Regions from separate parts of the Homo sapiens genome. Here regions 1 and 3 are each linked to region 2. The links are chromatin contacts, found by Hi-C or POLR2A ChIA-PET in ENCODE. All regions are on one chromosome and are shown on one strand. Each heading gives the region's core, a stretch centred on a gene start or an enhancer-like site at or near the end of the contact. The rest is flanking DNA. Distances are from core to core; before and after follow the strand shown.

The links. Hi-C counts contacts between places; a loop is a spot of excess contacts on that map. ChIA-PET counts read pairs that join two places held with the same protein, here RNA polymerase II (POLR2A). Pooled maps may share reads with other maps.
Region 1: a loop to region 2 is called in a map with no recorded cell type, with 7 times the contacts of the local background. The contact joins two enhancer-like sites. A Hi-C loop is called at or near these places in 1 of 168 maps with a recorded cell type or tissue (thyroid gland), 14 of 37 single-sample maps with no recorded cell type and 7 of 50 pooled maps. POLR2A ChIA-PET finds 5 or more read pairs at or near these places in 3 of 52 experiments (B cell, WTC11 and activated CD4-positive, alpha-beta memory T cell).
Region 3: a loop to region 2 is called in a map of GM12878, with 2.0 times the contacts of the local background. The contact joins two enhancer-like sites. A Hi-C loop is called at or near these places in 1 of 168 maps with a recorded cell type or tissue (GM12878), 9 of 37 single-sample maps with no recorded cell type and 5 of 50 pooled maps. POLR2A ChIA-PET finds 5 or more read pairs at or near these places in 1 of 52 experiments (activated naive CD8-positive, alpha-beta T cell).

Annotation. Positions count from the first base shown.
Region 1 is chr1:41,621,273-41,625,238 of GRCh38, reverse strand. All of the region lies in intron 3 of HIVEP3 (HIVEP zinc finger 3), which reads left to right. All of the region lies in intron 1 of LOC128125817, which reads left to right. Among named protein-coding and RNA genes, the nearest start is that of EDN2, 140 kb to the right of the region's middle. RefSeq lists enhancers at 1,694-1,863, 2,024-2,113. Within about 2 kb of position 1,803, at least 3 of the 41 ENCODE cell types and tissues checked have a DNase peak (open chromatin) inside an H3K27ac peak, as active enhancers do; they include B cell, where a contact is called at or near this core.
Region 2 is chr1:41,749,725-41,753,575 of GRCh38, reverse strand. The region is part of intron 1 of HIVEP3 (HIVEP zinc finger 3); the gene reads left to right. Among named protein-coding and RNA genes, the nearest start is that of HIVEP3, 170 kb to the left of the region's middle. RefSeq lists enhancers at 1,016-1,205, 1,566-1,725, 2,996-3,125. Within about 2 kb of position 1,500, at least 7 of the 41 ENCODE cell types and tissues checked have a DNase peak (open chromatin) inside an H3K27ac peak, as active enhancers do; they include B cell and GM12878, where a contact is called at or near this core.
Region 3 is chr1:41,953,704-41,957,872 of GRCh38, reverse strand. It overlaps a transcript of HIVEP3 not described here. Among named protein-coding and RNA genes, the nearest start is that of HIVEP3, 37 kb to the right of the region's middle. Within about 2 kb of position 2,297, at least 9 of the 41 ENCODE cell types and tissues checked have a DNase peak (open chromatin) inside an H3K27ac peak, as active enhancers do; they include GM12878, where a contact is called at or near this core.

The sequences.
Region 1 (3,966 bases), core at 554-3,053, 130 kb after region 2:
TTCTTTCTTGTTTCGTTTGGCTTGACTGCAAAGTATTAAGGAATTCTTTTTTTTTTTTTTTTTTTTTTTTTTTTTTGAGTTGGAATCTCGCTCTGTCAGCCAGGCTGGAGTGCAATGGCATGATCTTGGCTCACTGCAATCTCTGCCTCCCAGGTTCAAGCTATTTTCCTGCCTCAGCCTCCCAAATAGCTGGGCTTACAGGCGCATGCCACCACACCAGCTAATTTTTGTATTTTTATTAGAGATGGGGTTTCACCATGTCAGCCAGGCTGGTCTCAAACTCCTGACCTTGTGATCCATCCACCTCGGCCTCCCAAAGTGCTGGGATTACAGGCGTGAGCCACCGCGCCTGGCCAAGGAATTCTAAATCAACATCCATAACATGATGTGAATGGTGACAGATTGTTAACAGCTTGCCTTAAAGCCACAGAATGGTCTTCAGTTCAACATTATCTGGGCATTTGGGGAGGAGTAGAAGGGAATTCTGGTTTGCATCAGTGACAATATCCAACAACTGCTTGAATTCCTTCCTATTACACACATAAGTCAGACAGGAAGCCCCACAATCATTTATGATATTTTCATGATAATCCACATAATACATTGTCTTGTCATTGAAAGCTTCAGAGTGTACTTGCTTGTATGGTTTTGTGTACGCATATAGAGTCCTGAATTTAAAAAATGACAACACAAAGATACCCAGTGAAGAGCTCCACTCTTCCTAACTGAAGATACATTTCAACGGTGAAGGTCAAGATCTACCCAGACCTTCATCTGAGGTCTGCACAAACCAAATTAAACCGGCAGCACTTGTTGGCTATATTCAGTGTGTTCCCATGTGCTATAGAGCATGTTTGAATGTGTGTACGTGCTCGTTTTCTGTTAGAATAGGAGTCAAACTGTACTTTTAGAATAACATGCTCGTGGAACATTTGGAGAGCCTCTGAAACACTTTCATGGAACACAATTTGGAGACTACCCCTTCAGCAAATATTGGTGGTTCTCATTTTTGTACTGGAGGATAATGGAGGGGCCACGGATGCTGAGAGTTGGAGGCAGAGGAGGAAGGAGGAGAGATGGGGAGGGGAGAAGTTGAGGTGATGCTGTGGAGAGTGCAGTCAGTAGTGGAAATAGTACTCTTCGCAACCCAGGGAGGCCATGTGAGCTTCTGCTGAGGCTTGGGAAGTCTCCTAGCAGTTGTTGATGAGCAAACTCAGCTCCTGGGGCTGCTTTAATGACCTCTGGCCCGCGCCTTTGAAGAAAAGGTGCAGAAGAGCGTGGAGCAAGGTAAACATGTGTGCAGAGAAGTGGGGGTGGGGAGCATACACGTCACTCTGATCGGCATGCAGAGAGCCTCTGTGGCCATTCAACAGGTCAAGGTGTGAGGCAGTGGGGAGGAAAAAGGATACCCGAGGGGCCAGGAGAATCAGCTTGCCAAACCAGGGCTGGCACAGGAGGAGGAGGGCCTGGAGCATGGGCCGTGTTTGTGAGAGACCGGCGTGGGGTTGGATGTCAGGTTCCCTGGATGGTGGTGGCTGGGATTGCACATTGGCCTTAGGCATTTGAGGCAAAGCCCACAGACCCAGGAATGAAACCCAGGAGTCCTGACTCCCAGGCCACCTGCCCTTCACTCAGTGGGTGCAAGGAAGAGAGCCAGGCCTGGTGGTTTTTGGAGGCCATGGGCTAGAGAAGCCTCAAGGGGATAGAAAAACCCCTGTGCTTTCTGAGGTTGTGCTGCTCACCCCATAGAAAAGGGACATTTTTAGGTTTTAAAAGGATGACCTCATTTTTTTCTTATTTACATAGCCCTGTTTGTTTATATAGCCCTTTAAAAATAGCAAGTGTGTGCTAAGCTTAGTGCTCTCTCTCCCACCACCAGTGGCAGAGCCACTGTGTGGGGAGAAACACCTTTTTATCTTGGAGAGGGGCAGCCTTGTTTCTGAGGACAGATGGGAGCAAAACGGGACAGGTAGGAAGTTTCGTGGTTTCTCGTGTCGCTTCTCCAAAATAGCCACACTGCTGCCTCCCACTTCCTGCCTGACTCGGCTGGGGTAGATTTTCTCCTTTAGAGGATTTGTGTTCTGTGTATTCCCAGGGAGGCTCGAAGGGATCTGTTGCCAAAAACATGCTTGACACTGAAGCCCTGGAGCTTGGCACTGAGGGCCCCAGCTCAGGTTTGGACCACTGGGTTTGCATCCGGGCTCTGTCTCATACTGGCTGCGTGACCTTGGGCAAATGACTTCACTTCTCTGTGCCTCATCAGTAGGATGGAGATAACAACTCTAGCTATATCCAGCAGTTACTCTGCAGATTAAATGAATATGTGTAAAGGGCACAGCCCAGTGTGGGCACATAGCAACTCTTAATGAATCTCTTAATAAAAAACAGCAATGTTGTTGTTGATCTCCATCCCCTACCTGGAAAACTGTACCAGCCTCCCAGCCACCTTCCCTTTCCCCTGGCTTGCCTGCTCCAGCACATCCCAGCATGATCCGAGAGTGATAGAAACGTGAAACACAAATCTGACCCTGCTATCTGCTGCTTAAAATCCACCCATAGCTTCCAGCGTCTATGGCAGGAATGAGCATTCTTTTGCTCTGAATGGCCAGATAGTATTTGAAGCTTTGCCGGGCATATAGTCTCTCTTGACTTTGTCATTGCAGCCTGGAAGCAACCACAGATAATATGTAAAAAATGGGCGTGGTTGTGTTCCAGTAAAATTTTATGTACGAAAACAGGCAGCCGGCTGGATTTGCCAACCCTTGACCTACAGGATGAATCCAGACCCTTAGCTCAGCATTCCCAGTTCAGCCTGTTCCCGTTATCTCCATCCTTCTTCCTCCCCCACCCCTGCTCTTGTGCAGAACATGTCACACTTTAATCCTTTGCGTGTGCTGCTCCCTCTTTCTGAGTTTTCCTTCCCTGCCCCCTGAGTGCCCCTTCCCCATGGCATTAGGACCTTTACTCTGGGATTCTGTGGTACCCTGTCTTTATTTCTACCCTGGTCATATATGCAAGTTCCATCTGTCTCTCCATGAGAGGGGCTCCCCTCTAGGCAGGGATTCGGCCTTCCTCTTCTGTACACCCAGCAGGGTGCTGCTGTATAGGTTTCTGCAGGTGCTCAGTAAGCATTTGTTATTGAACCCAAGGATCTGCAAGATGGATGGTTGGCCTCAGGGAGCTCACAGTCAGCTTAGAAAGCTAGGATATGAGCCAGTCAAAAGCCAGCCAGCAATCCAGGCAGGAAATGATGATGGTCTGTGTGTTTGGCCCTAACTGATGTCAAGTGGAGATTCTGAGCTTGATAGAGGAAGGTGAAGGCATTTGAGTTGGATGTTGCAGGGTGGGAAAGAGACTTGCAGAGATAGGGAGGTCAGGAAGTCTTTCCAAGTTGGGGAAGTCATAAGAGAAGAGCAGGGCTGACCAGGCCTGGGGGCTTAGGCCTGTAATCCCAGCTACTTGGGAGGCTGAGGCAGGAGGATCACCTGAGCCGGAGAGTTTGAGACTAGAATGGGCAAGGTAGTGAGACCTCATCTCAAAAACTAGAAAAATAAAAAATTTAGCCAGATGTGGTGGTCATACTCCTGTAGTCCTAAATATTGAGACTGAAGCGGGTGGATGGCTTGAGCCCAGGAGACGGAGGCTGCAGTGAGCTGTGATTATACCACTGCACTGCAGCCTGAGGGACACAGCAAGACCCTGTCTCGAAAAACAAAACAAAACAAAAGAAGAAGAAGAGCAGGCTCATTGCTGAGCTCAGGGTGGGGAGTGGACAGAGCAGTCTGGCCACGGCTGCAGGCCCTCCCTTGGGAGACAGAGGGGGCCAATGCTGGAAAGCAGGGCGAAGTTTTCATCAATGAGTTGGGGGTGGTGAGGAAGCTTAGACTTTATCCTGTGAGCCAGAATTTCTCCATGTGTGTCCACATACCCTCCCATAACAGAATTACCTTGAGTTTCTTTAAAATG
Region 2 (3,851 bases), core at 251-2,750:
CTGCCTCAGCCTTCCAAGTAGTTGGGATTACAGGCACATGCCACCACACCCGGATAATTTTTGTATTTTTAGTAGAGACGGGATTTCACCATGTTGGCCAGGCTGGTCTTGAACTCCTGACCTCAAGTGATCCTCCTACCTCGGCCTCCCAAAGTCCAAAGTGCTGGGATTACAGGCGTGAGCCACCGTGCCCGGCCCATTGCTTCCAATTTTTAAAACAAACAATGCTAACATGAATATCCTTGGAGTGAATTACTCATACACAGTCATGATTATTTCCTTAGGATTAATTTCTAAGATTGAATTGCTAGGTCAAGGGGATGCACATTAAAAAAACACTTTTGACAGGTATTTCTCCAGAAAGGCAGTATCAATTTCCATACTTACCAGAAATGTGTGACTGTGTCTTTTTCCCTACACTCCCACCAATGCTGGGTCTTGTCATTTTTAGAAAGTCTTTGCCAAGTTACCTGCCACTGTTCTCACGTGAGTTTTTACAGAAGGAGTTTTGTGTAACTTGATAGAATACAACCGCTTTACAGCAACTCAGAGACAGTCTTTCTGTGGTTGTAAACACGCTCAATAAAACCCAAAGGCAGTGCCCAGCGATGTAGCCAGTGGAGCAGCAGCCAGGCTAGTAGCCAGACTCAGATGTGGATCTTTCCCTGAGCCTAACACTTTGTAAAGTGAGCACTGAGATTGTCCAGCGGAGAGAAGGGACGCCAGATTATTTAGAACACTTTCCTGAATTGTTACTTTTCCTAGCCAAGCTTTGAATAGAACCCAGAGAGGTCAGAGTTCAAGGTTTTGCTGTCTTCTAAGGCCTGCCCTAAGCCAAGGGTTCTCAAACTGAGAGTGCCTCAGAATCACCTGGAGGGCCTGGGCTTGTTCAAACACAGACTGCTGGTTCTGTCGGTCTGGGACAGGCCCAGGGATTTGCATTTTTAACAAGTTCCCAGATGACGCTGATGCTCCGGGTTCAGGAACCATACTTTGAGAACTGCTGGCCTGGAGTGTTGGATGTATTTTGTCTGCCTCCCACTGGGTCTTTCCCTCAGCCCCCTAGGCTGGGTTAGGCACCAGCCCCTGTGCCCCATGGGAGCTCCATCGCCGTGCTGACCACATCACAGTCAGAGCCGCAGTCTTCCCTGGTCTTTTTCCCCTCTTTGGAGGTGGACCCTGGTCTAGGCCCCTGGTTCATCTCAGTCCACCCAGAGCCTGCTGAGCTGCTTGGCACAGAGGCATTCAGTGAGGGCTCCCCAGAAGGGTGAGGAGCTATTGCGGAGCCTCCGTGGGTGACTGCCACAGACTCCATGTGTGCTGACCAGGGAGGTGCAGCACAGAGGTCACCCTGTGGTTTTGAAAGTCAGTCATCCGGATTCATTCTCACTTCCTCTGATCGTTGGATTCTGATGTCATCAAGAAGATTTTCGGAAATCAAACAGAAAGGCAGTCCAGTGGACTTGTTGTGCAGTGAGGAACCAGAGAAGGAGAGGGACTAACTCAAAGTCACACCCCTGAGTGATGACATAGGTAAGACTTGAACCCATCACCTCCCCAGCAGTCTTCTATAAAGAAGGTGGAGTGAGAAGACAAATGTGATATGGACAGGGTCATGTTGGAGAACAGGCCTGGATCCTCCACCCACCACAGGCTTTGGACCCTCCACCCATCACAGGCTTTGGACAACTCCCTCTCTTGGGGCCCCCACTTGCTCATCGGCAGCCTGAGTATGATACCATCTGTGTGATGCTTTTGTGTGGATTCACTTTGGTCACTTGTGCAGATGGGCCTAGTGCTGTGCCTATGGGAAGCATTAGACACTCTCCTGCCTCGCCATGACTTCTGTTGGGCTTTTCATGGTCCCTTGCCCACCACTGAGTGCTGTTGTCCCAAAGGGCAGTAGCATCTCTGGTCACACTTTGGCTGGGTGAGTCTTAAGCTCCAAGAGAAGGACAGGGGAAAGGTTGAAGAACGCACACCTGAAGGTGCAGGTGGGGCCTCATGTGATGTCAACCCTGCTCATTTCGTGAACTTCCCTTCCCTCCTCACCACATCCTCCTGGGGTTTTTGGTGTCAGAGCTCAAGGGGAAGGTGCAGGCAGAAGTTAAATATAGAAAGGCACCTACTCATGGTGAAATGCGTGGGCTGAGCCCTGGGTGAGGGGGCGTAAGCATCTGCTAAATTTAGCAGGCTGACTTCCTCTCCTCTTCCCTTGCATGCCATTATGCAAAAAAAAAAAAAAAAAAAATGTGTGTCAGTTTCCCTCGGGATGAATTCAAAGGGTGAAGAGGAGAAGTTGGAAATAAAGCCTGCCAGTTAATCACGACCTCTGGCCCCTGGATGGTCCCATCTGTTGTCACTTTTTATCCTCAGAGCAGTTCTATGGGCTGGGCAGGGAGGGTGTTGCTGATCTTGCTTTACAAGTGAGGATGCTGAGCCCCAGAGAAACCAGGGACTTGGCCGGTCATTGCATGGTAGAGCCTAGACATGAACTTCGGGTTTAACACGGATGCCCATGTCCGTTCTTACGAACCTAGTCCAAGGGTGCACTGGGGGCCGGGTGCGGTGCGGTGTCTCACACCTGTAATCCCAGCACTTTGGGAGGCCGAGATGGATGGATCACTTGAAGTCAGAAGTTCCAGACCAGCCTGACCAACATGGTGAAACCCCATCACTACTAAAAATACAAAATTAGCCAGGCGTGGTGGTGCATACCTGTAATCCTACACACCTGTAATCCCAGCTACTTGGGAGGCTGAGGCAGGAGAATCACTTGAATCCAGGAGGCAGAGGTTGCAGTGAGCTGAGATCGCACCATTGCACTCCAGCCTGGGCGACAGAGCGAGACGCGTGTCAAAAAAAAAAAAAAGTGCACTGGGCTTGGTAGCTCAGTAGGTGATAAAGAGTGCCCAATCTACAGAGATTTTCAAGGGTCTTGAGTGGTTTGGTAACTGCAGGTGGGAAGCCTACAAGCTAATGAATATGAGTGGCAATGAACCAAGGCCCGGCTACTCAGTCCAGCAGCAATGGCCTCGCCTTGGAACCTGGAAATGCCAAGGCCCAGCCCCAGCCCAGACCTGCAGAATCTGATTCTGCCTTGTAACAAGGTTCCCAGATGATGCACACACTGGAGCTTAGGAAGCCTTGGATTAATGCTTTGAGTGGGCTCACTTAGAGAATCAACTAATGGAATTTTGGACTCCAGTCATTCATTCCTTCACTCCCTCGTTTATTCAGCTGCCATTTGTTGATGAATTCCATGTTTGTGGACTCATGTTAGAAGTTGTGACAGAAGATAGCTGCTAACACTTACAAGTGCTTGCTGTGGATCTGGCGAGGTGTTGTAGGTTTATTAATTTGTTTAATCATTACAGAGACCCTGTGGGGTAGGTGTGTGCAGTTTGTAGAAGAGGAAGCAGGCTAGAGAGTTTTAGGCAACGTGCTTAAGGTCATGGCGCTTAATGAGTGGCAGAGCCAAGATTCCACCCAGGTTCTGACTCTTAACCAGGAGGCTCCACCGCCTCTAAGGATTACAGAACCAGAGCAGCTTGGTGCTGCTCAGGGCTCAGACCTCACAAGCCAGAAAGGTTCCAAGTGATCAACTGGGCCAGGGTTTTGTTTCAATTTTGGCTTTAGGCTACAGAGCCATTTGCTCATGTAACATTTCATGCAGATTCTGTGAGAGCTAGAGCTGCTGTTGTTGGACAGAGGTGACCCCCACATACATTTCACCCCCAAGGCCACACCACTCTCCCCTGTGCCCCCGGAGCTCCGTAGAGCACATGCTGAAGCCACTCACAAGTCCAACTTATTTGTTTTGCAGATGGGAAGAACAGGGGCTAGAAAGC
Region 3 (4,169 bases), core at 1,048-3,547, 200 kb before region 2:
TTAGCTTTTCAAAATAGCCTCTGACTCAGGTAACTGCATTGTTCAAGGACGGGAGCTGGTGCCATGTCCTACCCTGACTCAGGGAGTGATTCAGACTGAGAGTTGGCTAAATCTAGAAGGATTTTTGGATTGCATTATAACCTTTTAGGTATTCATCTTATCCTTTAGCTAAGAATAGATCTGGACCATGAACAAGCCCTTCTGAAATCATCCTCCTCCACTAGAGTTCTGAGCTTTCTTTCCATGTCCAATCTAGACAGTAGGGATCACTGCACGTTGAACTTTCCTCGTTCTTTCTTCTGCCCAGTTTGTCCTTGCATGATGATGTTCTCCCAGATGCTTTTATAGAGCATAAAGGGCATGATTGGCTCAGAAAGGTTAATTTTCTTGCCTAAGCTATTTATGTGGAAGCCAGGACTTAACCCCAAGTGGTTCAGCTCCACTGTGTTAGACTAGGGCTGTGCTCAATAGTTTTCTATTTACTGACAGCTATTGATGAGAAACTAACCCCTACTTGTTTAGCAGTGTCTTAGAGAATTATGACTTTGGGGGAATTGTATCAGGATGAGTATAGTAACAGTTTTGGATTTTATTCTACTTTATTTGATAAAATGAAGTTTTATTTGTATAAAGATTATTCTGGCAAAACTTTTAGTTTTTTTGGGACTCTGGACAGTTCTTTTAACTTTTGTTTATAGTGGCTTACAGATTAGTGGGAGGTAGACTTTAAGAAAGTATAGTAAAAATATAAATTACTGCCTTGGTGCTATTGAGTAAGGATGAAAAATAAATCACTGAGCCCTTTCATGCTAATATAATTCATTTCATATATTAATTTCACTTCCAAATATATGCATACATATATTTACAAAATAAACATATAGTTTTGACTAAAAGAAAATTTTAGGCTCCTTCTCACCCATCCTAAGGTCTTTTAGACCACCCAAGCAATTCACTTCTTGTCCACTCTGAGCATAGACAAAGGAGTTTGGAGGATTTATTTAAATGAGCAAGATCTGAAAGTGAGAGCACCTTCCAACTCCTTCTCCTCCATGGTTCATATTGTAGCTTCAATAATTTGCTCCCAGCGCTGTTCAAAAACCATATAAGCTTATATTCAAACAAAATTAAAAATGGATTTCAAACTTCATACCTAACTTGGGCTCCTGTCTCTTTTTATTTTCATCGCTGCTTCTCCACATTGCTGAAGTGATTGCCTCTGTATTCCAGGAGGAAAGAGAGGGTAATCTTGGCCCTCTTCAAGCATCAACACAAGCATGGAAATAAGACAATAAATCCTAATACTTAGACCATGTGATATTTGGGATGAAGTTGTACTGCTGCTCCATTAGCATGGCTGATCTGAACTGGCTTTAGTTACAGAAATTCTTGGAATAGATTCCTAGGTGGAAAGTGCTTTCTGTGGCTGGTGCTCTACAGAGATCCTGACCTAGGGAGTATTGTTTTTCTTGCTTAGGATCAGCCTCCATTTCTCCTAAGAACTCACAGCACCCTGGACCGTTTCATACACGAAACAGATAATGGGCCTCAAGTTTGCATGCAGACTTTCTGTTAACTACAACAGCCCCATCTCCAGTGTGTGCTTATGTTCCTTAGTTTCTCTGCCTGTCAGGCCTCAACAGATGCAAAATATTTCTGAGTTTGGGCTAAAGAGTGAAAATCCAGTATGATGCTGTCGTTGCTTTTTCCCTTCTCCTGACTGTTATAATTTGCTATAAGAAACGTCCAAACCAAGAAGTAGTTGACATTAGACACTTGTGGTGTTAGCACCAGAGGAGGTAATGACTCCCTGGGGAATTCAGCCTTCACTGTTCTTCACCTTCCGCTGGAAGTGAGTCCCGGCTACAAGCCTAAATCATTCAGGAGTGAAAGGAGAGGTCCCAGCTCGCCTCTCTATCTTTTGACTGTAGAAGAGTTCCAGATTTTTCCTTCAATTTCCAGATCTTCCCCAGAAATAACTTAAGTCCCGGAGGCCCTTTTCTAAGCAACCTAACCCGTGAGTCATTCCTGTGCTCCCTGTCTCCCACAATGATTGTATTCCTCTGTCCATTCACAATTTTAATTATGCCTCTGCTCAATGGGCTTCCCTTCTGGTTAACTTCTCCGGGTAACTCATTAAACCTCTGAGTCACACGTTCATTATTAAAGAAAGGACAAAAATGAGAGAACAAAAAGGAACTGTGCCCCAGGAGAAACTTAGGGGTGGATTACTGTGGTTAAGTGTAGCTGAGTAGCTGGAGGCCTTAGTTGCCTCTTCTCCCCTTTCAGGATGTGCCCTGCATGGCAGGATGCATCACAGGACTTAATACGGTGAGGTCATTGTTGTGGTTGGTTTTAATATGAGGGGTTTTTTTTTGTGTGCTGTTGTAGGACACAGTTTGCAATTCTGGTGAAAGTACTTTCCTCCTATTTAACTATGCCCTCTAAACTTAGGTGGTCTCATAACAATGATGGAGCTACTAATTAAAAAGAATTCCAGTCTTCACTTGTGCCTCTGAAAGAACATAGGAGGGAACCAATTCATAACCCACAGAGACACTTCTTAATATTCCCTTTCTTTTTTCCATCACAATTTTTCTAAAACGGCTCCCACCCCACCCCTACCCAGTCTACCAAGCAATTTCTTTCCTTCCTTACCTCTTTCCCAAGATAAGTTACTTTATTTCTTTCACCCTTGGATCTCCCTGTTGTAAAATGGGTTTCATTGTAGTACCTGGCTGATATGTTGTTGTGAAGATTAACTGAGATAAAACATGTAAATACTACCAACAGAGTGCATGGAACATTGAAAATGCTCCTAACAATTAGATGTTATAATTTTCAATTCAGCCTCCCCAGCCTCAATTTTGATCTTCTCAGTGGAAACACTAGAGAAAAAAAAAAAAAACCTGGAAGCTGAGAAAATGGTTCCTAAAGAATAATAACAATGGATATCATTTACCGAGTGTGACTCACGTCCCAAGCTTGTGGAACCATTTCTGTGCATTATCTTTAATCCTGACCACAACGCTGAGAGATAGATAGATACTATTATTACCCCTATTTCACAAATGAGGAGACTCGGACTAAGAGCGATGAAGCAACCTGCCCTGGGCCACAGCCTGTAGGCAGAGGAGCTGGAGTTCAGACCCTGGCCTGACTGACTTCCAAGTTCATGGTTTAATGGCTCTGCAGAAAGCTGCAAGGCAGTGGTGCAGCCAGCATCAGAAAGGCCAGTGTTCTCTGTGTGGGTTTTGACTCACAATGGCCATGACCCCCTGCTCAGAGACATAGGGCCTTGATGACGACTGGCCTGTCCTTGCAAACAGCTGCCAGGTTGGAGCCAGACCCCGCAGGGTGGGGTGAAACCACCTGGCCTGTGCCAAGGTGAAGTCTCTGAAGGCCTCCTTGGTTTTCAATGAGAGACAGAGAGAAATGTGTTTTTTTCTGCAAAGGTTGGCATTTATTTCTTAATAATCCGTTTTTAAAAATGTATGTGGCCTCCCTAATCAGCAAAACAAAGGCTTACTGTCCTTTTATGCATGCTAGAAAGTACTAATGAGTTCTTGGGGGTTTATCACTGACTCTGGAACAGAAGTAGAAGCCAGTATATCTGGAGTCAGTAAAAACAGGTTTTGCCAAGGTACTTCAGCTGCAAGGGAACCTTTAAATATTCCACACATCCAGCGCTGCATCTGTCCTGGGGAATTTGAGGATGAGCTGATGCCCTGCATAGGATGCCTGGTGCACACTCTTCTATTCCATGTCCTGGAACCTTGCGGGTGGGCCCTGCGCAGTCCTTTTAGATGTGTCACCTCGGGTGGTCTGCCATCTGAGGGTCTTCTCTCTGGGTAGAGAACCAGTTACACAACTCAGTTTCCCCAAAGGCCAGAATGGAATACTGAGCTTTGCACTAAGTGTAAGGGCCAATATGTTCTGGGTTCTGAAGAGTTAGCAGAAAAAAGGGCTGCTGCAGCCTTGGGTACTGTGATTGATGCCTGTTTTTTTGTGCAAACAAAAGTCAAATACCATTATTATTAGTGGCAATTCATTGGTATTCCTCTTCTTTGTCCTCTTCTTCTCCTTCTCCCTCTCTTGCATCTCCTTCCTTCTTCCTCTCATTATCCCAATTTTCCTCCTTGGTTTCTTTTAACAATAAAAGTATGTAG